Regions from separate parts of the Homo sapiens genome. Here region 2 is linked to region 1. A link is a loop called in an ENCODE intact Hi-C map of the cell type or tissue named here. Cell type or tissue: Caco-2. All regions are shown on one strand. Each heading gives the region's core, and the rest is flanking DNA. Links, peaks and the distances in the headings are about the cores only. Region 1 has its middle 19 kb from the start of LNCAROD. Region 2 has its middle 55 kb from the start of DKK1.

Region 1 (5,385 bases), core at 76-5,075:
CAGCTAAAACAGTGGCTAATTATGGAGATTTAATGGTTGGAAAATGTATATTCTTGTCTGTACAAAGTTAAAATGTATGTGGATCATCATATATATAGCTTTCTTGAACAACATTTTTCAAACTGTGACTCCTGGTTAGGATTTTATAATAGATATGAGGGATAAAGAATTGACTCAGGTCCTGGGACTTCAGGTGGCTTGTAATCTAATCAAGAATGGAGATATGATTGATGTGAGCTAAGAACTAAGTGTTTTGGGGGAATCATATCATATTTTAAGAGAGACATTGACCAGGAGAAAAATATGTATTATTTGGGGGCATTCTAACCAGATAGTGAACAGTGTGAGAAGAAACCAACTCTGTTTAACCCAGAGAAAAATGAGGACTTAGAATGACTGGAGATATGTAAGATGCTGTCTCACCAGGCAGCACTATCTGGGAAATTATTATGCTGAATATTTTTAGAATGACAGAATTACATGGGTATGTTTCTATCATGTGCCTTTCACTCCAAACCACAGCTGATTGAGTAATGAATCAGCAGCTGAAATCTCATCAGGTTAGAAATCAAATATGCTCCCCAGATTTAAGTGCTACTAACTCATTTCCAATTGCTCTGGTCAAGTTTGCTGTTTCATGTGTCTTGGGTTGGCTTCGCTGATAAGCAGACCTAGGAGCTGGTATGCCTCAGATGTACCCTATGTTCCTGTATAGCACTTTAGCTTTAGTATTCCCTACTTTCTTCCTGTTATTAGTCCAGTATATGGGACAGGGATTCTGCTTGCTTCCATTTATTCAGGATTAACTGCCTTTTCAATTAGTTGTCTTTAAACTTGAATGTACATCAGTAAAATCTGGAGGGCTTGTTAAATCTGGAGGGCTTGTTAAATCTGGAGGGCTGGTTACTGGGCCCTACCTTCAGAGCTGCTGATTCAATAGGTCTGGAGTAAGGTTGGGAAATTTGCAGTTCCCAGTTGAAGCTGATGCTGCTGGTCTAGGGAATCACACTTTTAGAAGAACCACTGTGATTTGCCTAGACTGTCTTTGTTAATTCTCAGAGGATCCCTGTGAAATAGGAATAATTATCTCCCCATTTCACAGAAGAGAAAATAGATGTTAAAGAAAATTTATTCCAAAATACATAGGTTAGATGGGGTAGAACAGAAGGTAATCAGACTCCAGAGCCAATGGTCCTAACAGAGCATCCAGCTTACCTGGTAGCTTTGCTTGTGTTCTAGCTACTCCTCTAGAACGAGGCGGTGTCTGGAAACAACTGGCAGCCAGCATCCTTGGATCTTGCTTTGCTCTTGTTAACCTGTCTTTTCAACTTGTATCATAAATCCTCGTTTTAAAATGCCGGTACCTGAGCCATAGTTGATTCTGCTGTCATGTTGGAACTCTTGCTTAGGACTTCTTTGCTGCTGTCACCAAAGCTGCTAAGTAGCCTGGTTACTTTCCTTTGTCACCCATGGTTTTGTTGTTGTTGTTGTTGTTTTCTGGCCCTATAATTTTTCCTATTGGCTGGTTATTTGTTGAGACCTCAAGCTATCCTGAGTCAAAGTCACGCATGGCATAATGATCTGTGTCACCTTCTGTGTTTTTTCTTTGAAAAATGACATAAACTCCTTTATACCCTTTAACCCATCACAGGTGCATTTGATGCTCAGGAAGCAGGGAAAAAGAAAGAGTGAGTTTTAAAAATATGAGTGTTTCTTTAGCTTTACCCAGAGGGGAGGGTGCTTGGCTGACTGATGGCACTATCTCTGTCTATAAAATCTTACTACCACAGAATAACCCAACATATTATCATGCCTAGGTTGATACCACTGTCACTGAAGATTATTTACTAACCACTGTTAGGTTTGTAGATACATCAAATGATCTGAATTTAGATCTTAAATTCTTTTGCCCAGCTTCCAGCATATTTGTTACTCCTAAATTGTGAATAAATGAATGACTGTCTACTTTGGGGAAAATTTAATTCCCCAACATAATTAATGTGGCATAGTTAGTCATTTCTTCAGAGTAAATTAATACATTGACACCCTAATTTATAAATTATAATTTTATGATTTTGTTGGCATAAATCGGTTTCCTGGAGCCTGATTTAAGTTATTATAAATCTGCTGTGTCGAGATTCAGACTCTGCTGCTGGTAATAACCCCTTTCAACAATCTACAGCTCCATTAGAAAAACATCTAACTCTGTAGAGTAGTGAGCCTCAACTCTGGTTATACATGAGAATTTCATGAGAAGTTTTTTAAAAATATGGATGCCTGGGCCTCCTTCCAAGAAATTCTCACCCTGTTTGACTGGAATGGGGCCCGGACATTGATAAAGCTCCCCAGGCAATTGTAATGTGCAACTAGGATTGAGATCATTTTTGCTTTGTCTGAAAATGGTAGTTATGCTTAGTGTTGGGGCTGGTCAAATTTTGAAGAGAGAAGATATAAGCAACTTTATATTTGCTTTTTTCTTTCTAAAACAGATGGCTTGATAAATGCTTATTTTTCATGATAAAGAAACCCAATAGTTTTATGAACAATTTTTTTTTTTCTCAGTTTTTAAAATTCTAACCCTAGGGCCCTGAAAAACAGACAAGAAATTGTGACTCTCTTTCTCCACCTGGTGGCAGATAGTGTTATAATCTACAGAAAATAGAATAATAGGGAGAAATTATTGTAAATCTCAAAAACCCAACAAAGTAGCAGTGTTGGTCACAGGACTGACTACTGATTTCAGGTGCCTTCTCTGGCAGAGGTTAACAAATTTCTACAAGCCAGCCAGAGTACTGATCCATCAATTTCTGATATTCTTCCAAGACCCTAAGTTTTATGCTACTTTTGAATTTAAAGCTATCAACGGAGTACAACAAGAAATGCTCTTTTCTTCCCCACAGTACTTTCCTTTCTGCATGAAGGATTGCTGATTTGGCTAATGTCAGGTGGCAGTGATCTGCGGGGAAGAGGGATACAGAATGGTTAAGAATAACTGGCTGGCAGTAGTGGCTCACTCCTGTAATCCCAGCACTTTGGGAGGCCAAGGTGGGAGGATCACCTGAGGTCAGGAGTTCAAGACCAGCCTGGCCAACATGGTGAAACCCTGTCTCTATTAAAAGTACAAAAATTAGCCGGGCATGGTGGCGGGCACCTGTAATCCCAGCTACTCGAGAAGCTGAGGCAGGAGAATCACTTGAATCCGGGAGGCGGAGGTTGCAGTGAACCAAGATCACGCCACTGCACTCCAGCCTGGGCAATAATAGCAAAATTCTGTCTCCAAAAAAAAAAAAAAAAAAAAGAATAACTATCCTTTTCAGTTACTAAAAAGAACAATAAACATATTATAAAACATGCATTACCTGTGGTTAATTTCAAAATTACCAGTCTCCAATTATCAGTTACCCATTACCAGTAACCAACGTAAACTGTAATGATTCCTTTATAGAGTTTATTGCTTAAACTGTAATATGAGAGGGGAGACAATATCAGAAAGGCAGAAATGGCTATCTTTGAATGCTTAAATATTCAATTAACCACTGTATGACTTTAATTGAAGAATTTAAACTTTCTGAATCTCAGTTTCCCTGTGTGTAAAGTGGGGAGAATACTCATGTGAATTACATAGGCCAATTCCTATCCCATGGTAAATAGCCAGTAAATTAATTACTACAAATTCAAGCTATGGCAGTTGCCCATATTTGAAATGTGAGTACAACAAGAAACATAGGCTTCTAAAATTTTTATATTTTACTTTGATGTATTATATATTGATTACCTAAGAGCATGGGCCCCGAAGGTAAATTTCTATGTGCAAACCTTGGTTATTCTGCTAATTAGCCATGCGATCTTGATCATTTAAATTCTTTGTACTTCAATTTTTTTTCATCTATAAAATGGAGATACTAATTATGCTTACCTCTTTGTGTAATTACGAGCATTAAATGTGCTATTATATGTAAAATTGCTTAGAACAGGACCTAACACACAGAACATTTTTAGTAAATGTTAGTTATTATAATTGCCTTTGTTATTGTTGTTCTATGCATTGTGTTGTATTCTTTACCAAGTAGTGATAGGTTCCAAGACAGTAACATTGTTTGAAATTGTTACATAGCTTAGTAATGTAGTGAAAAGGAAACATGCTGAAAATATTGTTATATCTGAGTGTGTAAACAAAAAGAAGCCAAATTTTAAACTGCATTCTAATATAACTTTTATTCTGACAGATAGTTTAGAACTTTAGATAGTCTTTCAATAGTTTACTGTCCCTGTCTTTAGGTACAATACATGGATCTTAAACTAAAATCAGTTTTGGAATCTGTATCTGACACCTTTTTGTTTTCCCTCTCCTCCTGCTCCCTCCTTGCTTCCAATTACCTGCCGATAAATGGTTTTAAGCATAGTGGCAGGGTAAGACTGATAGCATTCTGGATGAAACAGGGATGTGTAGGCCATGAGAAACCATAACCTTATCTCACTAGTCTCTTTCTCCTTCACAAGGTTGACATTTAATCCATACTGGCTAAGAATTGAGGAAATCACTTTATATTGAATTTCTTATTGGATATCTAAATTTTTATCAAGATCAATGGCAGTAGTTGCAATTTGTTGTTGATATACTCACATTTCTTTGCCTTATGAGATCTATTTCAAATATATGTCCTTTAAATTTGTATATTTACCTAATTGAAACAAAGCATGCATATAATTATATGTCTACAGATTCCAATTTTATAATGTGGACAGAGTGAGTAAGGGCAGCAATTTTATGTGAAATTGTTTGTACATTTTGTAATAATCTCCGCATGTTCTAAAACACAGAAAAAACATAACCAAAGAAACAGTAACTGAAGAGGAAATGCATTTGTTTAATGCATTCTATTATCTTTGATTAAAACATTCCTTCCTTATGATGTGGGTAATTAAGTATTTATTCAAAAAAATAAAGATAAAACATCACTTCCAGTTTCCAGAATGAGCTCATTTTTTTTTTTCTAGTGAGATTTTTTATGAATCATCCCAGCAGTTTGCCACGTTTAGGAGCTGGAGGATTCACTTGCCATTCCACAGAGTTCTTCTTCTTTTTTTTTTTTTTTAGACAAGGTCTTGCCCTGTAGCCCAGGGTAGATTGAAGAGGGGCGATTTTAGCTCCCTGCAACCTCTGCCTCCTGGGCTCAAGTGATCCTCCCACCTCAGCCTCCCAAGTAGAGTAGCTGAGTAGTTGGGACTACAAACACACGCAGCCACACCCAGCTAATTTTTGTATTTTTTGTATGGATGGGATTTCACAATGTTGTGCAGGCTGGTCTCAAACTCCTGGACTCAAGCAATCTACTTGCCTCAAAAGTGCTGGGATTACAGGTATGAGTCACTGCGCCTGGCCCA
Region 2 (5,385 bases), core at 306-5,305, 120 kb before region 1:
AGAAAATTGAGAATCAGAGATTCCTATATCTTGCCCAAGGTTAGACAATCAGTAGCACAGCCAGGAGTCAAACCTAACTAACCCTGTGGGACATCAAAGCTCATGTTTTTTTCTTTGTACCACTATGGCTGGAGCTCTACCATATACATTTATGAGATTAAAACACTGAATTGGCCAGGTGCAGTGTCTCACGCCTCTAATCCCAACACTTTGGGAGGCTGAGGTGGGCAGATCATCTGAGGTCAGGAGTTCAAGACCAGCCTGGCCAACATGGCAAAACTCCATCTCTACTAAAAATACAAAAATCAGCCGGGTATGGTGGCAAGTGCCTGTAATCCCAGCTACTGCGGAGGCTGAGGCAGGAGACTGTCTTGAACTGGGGAGGCAGAGATTGCAGTGAGCCGAGATCATGGCATTGCACTCCAGCCTGGGTGACAAGAGTGAAACTCTGTCTCAAAAAAAAAAAAAAAAAAAAGAAAGAAAGAAAGAAAGAAAGAAAAGAAAAAGAGGAAAACTATTATAAACACATTTTTTTTCTGAAGGAGTTCTGTACTTCTGTACCTGTAATCCATATTTCTTCCCCTCGGAGTAAGAATCTTGTCTGGAGGTGAAATCAGTGCTGATATTGCTACTTCAAATAAAACTACTTTTTGTTTTTCTGCCAGAGAAATTGTAGAGAGTACAGAAAAATATAGATAGAACAAGGGAGAAATCAATCCAATTGATTCCTGATATTGGTGAAAAATTTAGTCCTTGGTTTTGGAAATCACATGACCTAAATTTTACTAATTAAGGAATATATGTCACATATAATTTAGTTTTTTAGTCCAAAAGAGAACTATAACAACAGCTGATATTTACTAAGTGTTTCCTGAGACAATATTTCAATTATCTACAGTCTTTACCACAGTTCAGCAGGATAGGTGTTACCACTCCTGATTTACAAAAAAGAAAACAGAGGTTCTGAGAATAAATTTTCCAAAAGTGGTAGAACCAAAACCCCAGCACAAGTGTATATGACTTCAGAACCTAGCTTATAGGATTGTGAAGAAAAAAAATAGTAAAAAAGTGGGCTTTTTGTTTCCTTTCTGTTTTTTTTTCTAATCAAGTTCTTCAGATTAATTCAATGGATATGTGTGGGTGTGTTTGTGTGTGTGTGTGTGTGTGTCCTTTGGAAAACATGTACATTTAAATGGCCGACCAACTTGTGGGGTTTTATACCAAGATGTCAGTAAAAGCTCACTAAAATTATAGAGAATGTGAAAATCCAATTTAGGAGACAGTAATATAGAAATGTGTTACAATTTAGGCTTGACCAGAACAACAGCAAATGTTTATGTTCTCAAAGTATTCCCTACCCCTTAGAAGCTTGTCCTCAGCTCTGAATGTGTGTTTATTCTTCACAGATCTTGGTTTTATGCTAGTAGTATTTTGAGGTTTTTGTTTTGTTTTGTTTTTGAGACAGAGTTTTGCTTTTGTTGCCCAGGCTGGAGTGTAATGGCATGATCTCAGCTCACTGAAACCTCTGCCTCCCAAGTTCCAACGATTCTCTGTCCTCAGTCTCCCAAGTAGCAGCTGGGATTACAGGTCCCCACCACCGTGCCCAGCTAATTTTTTTTGTAATTTTAGTAGAGACTAGGTATCACCATGTTGGCCAGGCTGGTCTCGAACTCCTGACCTCAGGTGATCCGTCTTCCTCAGCCTCCCAAAGTGCTGGGATTACAGGTGTGAGCCACCGCGCCTGGCCGTATTTTGAGATTTTATATATTGTTTTGTTTTCTATTTTTTCTTTTTATAGATGAGGTCTCAGTCTGTCACCCAGACTGGAGTGCAGTGGTGCCATCAGAGCACCCAGCAGCCTCAAGTTCCTGGGTTCAAGCGATCCTTCTGCCTCAGCCTCCCAAGTAGCTAGGATTACAGGCATGCACCACTGCACTTGGCTGAGTTTTTGTATTTTGATCTGCACTGTTTTCATTAACTGAGCCAAATTTTGTTTAGAATGACCCCCTAAAGAGAAAGTATACCCTTCAAATATTAGTGGGTTTTGTTACTCAATTGCAAAGCTGAATTCTCAATGATGAAATTGTAAGCCCTACTCATTTCTAATGATACCTTTTCTTTAAACAGCACCTGGCACATGCCAGGCTCTCAGTAAGTGCTGAAAAAATGAGTGAAGCCAATTCAACTAGACTGGGAAGTGTGCAGAGGGCAAGTGGATAAAAAGTTCGAATCAACAAATGGGTGAGGGTTTGGCCAGCAGGAGGGGCAATGGTGATGGGAGAAGAAATGAAGGTGACCTAGAAAGACTGCATGTCAGGGAAAGAACTGTGACCTGAGCATTTCTTTCCACATGGATGCTAAGCCCCAAACCCCTGACTCAACAGATGTGATTTAACTTGAAGGCCAAAATGATGATTGTGATCTCCTTTGTAATGACAGCAAATAGAACAAAGAAGAGGCAATGTCCAAGGCACGCTAAGGAAAAGCATTTCCCAAATGCACCTGGGAAATAGCAGGAAAATAAAAACAGTCTTGCTTACTTTCAAACTCTGAAGAAGCCACTGCACTGCTTTTGTCTAAATTTATTGACTGGAGCAAAGTGATTCCATCTAGGAATAAGGCATTGTTAAGAAATTAGCTGATCCTAGTAAGACTAGTGTATCCCCATAATAGAAAAAAAAATCAATGACATAATCCTATTTTTTGCAGCATTTCTTTACCTGTGTTATGTTGGAAGGAGCTGGGAAGCTATGTCAGATGCCATATCTGTGAAGATCCATAGGATCCTGCATGTCTAAAATTTATTGATTTTGGACAAGCCTGAGTTATTCATCTGTGTTTTTAGTCTTTCTCAATTTCTATCTACCTTATAATTATATTGCTAAAATTTTGGTAATTCTTTTGTTCTGTCTTCTTTTACTTCTACCTATAATAGGTTTAAATAGCAGCAGAGTTATTCTGTTTTAGCATTGGTTCTCATAAGTTTAAATTGTAGTGTCTGTTAATTAGCCCCCATCCCCCACATTAGTTTATCTTTTTATTGTGTGTTAGTTTTTCCTTTTTATCCTGTAAAACAAAACAGAAAAATATAGCTAAAATTGATACTGTTTGCCTTGGTTGATATCCTGAACAAAACACTTTTCAGAAGCACATCCCTCCTATCTTTTTGCTTCAATATCTTTTCAGTTTTACTATTGAACACTAGATCAGTGACACAGAGACTTCCTTGTATTAAATTCTCTAGCCACAAATACAAGGCCTGGAAATGTAAATTGAAATATATATATATTTTTTAAGACACAGTTTCACTTTGCCTCCTAGGCTGGAGTGCAGCGGTGTGATCTCCACTCACTGCAACATCCACCTCCCTGGTTAAAGTGATTCTCATGCCTCAACCTCCCGAGTAGCTAGGATTACAGGTGCATGCCACCATGCCCAGCTAATTTTTCTATTTTTAGTAAACATGGGTTTCACCATGTTGGCCAGGCTGGTCTTGAACTCCTGAACTCAAGTGATCTGCCCACTCCTGTCTCCCAAGGTGCTGGGATTACAGGCATGAGCTGCTGTGCCTGGCTGCACTGAGTTATTATTAAGCCAGCAACTCTTTCATAGAGCAAAGGTGGTTATAAAGCACTAATAACATTGAGTACATATTTTTTTTTCTTCCTCCCTCCCCAAGGAATAGATTATTCCAAATTCTCTAGTTTTAAACTATAGATCTATCTTTGACCACTCTTATTCTCAGGTGTAAGGACAGGGTCCAGTTTCAGTTTTCTGCATACGGCTAGCCAGTTTTCCCAACACCATTTATTAAATAGGGAATCCTTTCCCCATTGCTTGTTTATGTTAGGTTTCTCAAAGATCAGATGGTTGTAGGTGTGTGGTGTTATTTCTGAGGCTTCTGTTCTGTTCCATTGGTCTATATATCTGTTTTGGTACCAGTACCATGCTGTTTTGGTTACTGCGGCCTTGTAGTATAGTTTGAAGTCAGGTAGCATGTTGCCTCCAGCTTTGTTCTTTTTTCTTAGGATTGTCTTGCTATACAGGCTCTTTTTTTGGTTCCATATGAAATTTAAAGTAGTTTTTTTCTAATTCTTTGAAGAAAGTCAATGATAACTTGATGGGAGTAGCATTGAATCTATAAATTACTTTGAGGAATATGGCCATTTTCACAATATTGATTCTTCCTATCCATGAGCATGGAATGTTTTTCCATTTGTTTGTGTCATCTCTTATTTCCTTGAGCAGTGGTTTGTAGTTCTCCTTGAAGAGGTCCTTCACATCCCTTGTAAGTTGGATTCCTAAGTATTTTATTCTTTTTGTAGCAATTGTGAATGGGAGTTTGCTAATGATTTGGCTCTCTGTTTGTCTATTATTGGTGTATAGAAATGCTTGTGATTTTTGCACATTGATTTTGTATCCTGAGACTTTGCTGAAGTTGCTTATCAGTTTAAGGAGATTTTGGGCTGAGACAATAGGGTTTTCTAAATATACAATCATGTCTTCTGCAAACAGAGACAATTTGACTTCCTCTCTTCCTATCTGAATACCCTTTATTTCTTTCTCTAGCCTGATTGTCCTGGCCAGAACTTCCAATACTATGTTGAACAGGCATGGTGAGAGAGGGCATCCTTGTCTTGTGCCAGTTTTCAAAGTGAATGCTTCCAATTTTTGCCCATTCAGTATGATATTGGCTGTGGGTTTGTCATAAATAGCTCTTATTATTTAGAGACATGATCTGTCAATACTTAGTTTATAGAGTTTTTAGCATGAAAGGGTGTTGAATTTTATTGAAAGCCTTTTCTGCATCTATTGAGATAATCATGTGGTTTTTGTCATTGGTTCTATTTATGTGATGGATTATGTTTATTGATTTGCATATGTTGAACCAGACTTGCATCCCAGGGATGAAGCCGACTTGATCGTGGTGGATAAGCTTTTTGATGTGCTGCTGAATTCAGTTTTCCAGTATTGTATTGAGGATTTTGCATTGATGTTCATCAGGGATGTTGGCCTGAAATTTTCCTTTTTTGTTGTGTCTCTGCCAGGTTTTGGTATCAGAATGATGCTGGCCTCATAAAATGAGTTAAGGAGGAATCCCTCTTTTTCTATTGTTGGAATAGTTTCAGAAGGAATGGTACCAGCTCCTCTTTGTACCTCTGGTAGAATTCAGCTGTGAATCCATCTGGTCTTGGGCTTTTTTTTTTGGTTAGTAGGATATTAATTACTGCCTCAGTTTCAGAACTTGTTATTGGTCTATTCAGGGATTCAACTTCTTCCTGGTTTAGTCTTGGGAGGGTGTATGTGTCCAGGAATTTACCCATTTCTTCTAGATTTTCTAATTTATTTGCATAGAGATGTTTATGTATTCTCTGATGGTAGTTT

Evidence for each region. Peaks named below come from ENCODE experiments on the same cell type or tissue, not always from the same donor. Only the 100,000 strongest peaks of a DNase experiment are listed, where the experiment ranks them.
Region 2: it touches region 1 in a loop (4-fold over the local background); 3 of 110 quality-filtered maps call a loop at or near these places.

Annotation. Positions count from the first base shown.
Region 1 is chr10:52,486,463-52,491,847 of GRCh38, forward strand. No RefSeq gene overlaps it. Among named protein-coding and RNA genes, the nearest start is that of LNCAROD, 19 kb to the left of the region's middle. In Caco-2, for the core only: CTCF peaks have their summits at 2,640 (motif pointing left) and 2,839; no DNase peak of the experiment used is centred there.
Region 2 is chr10:52,366,666-52,372,050 of GRCh38, forward strand. No RefSeq gene overlaps it. Among named protein-coding and RNA genes, the nearest start is that of DKK1, 55 kb to the left of the region's middle. In Caco-2, for the core only: a CTCF peak has its summit at 2,253 (motif pointing right); no DNase peak of the experiment used is centred there.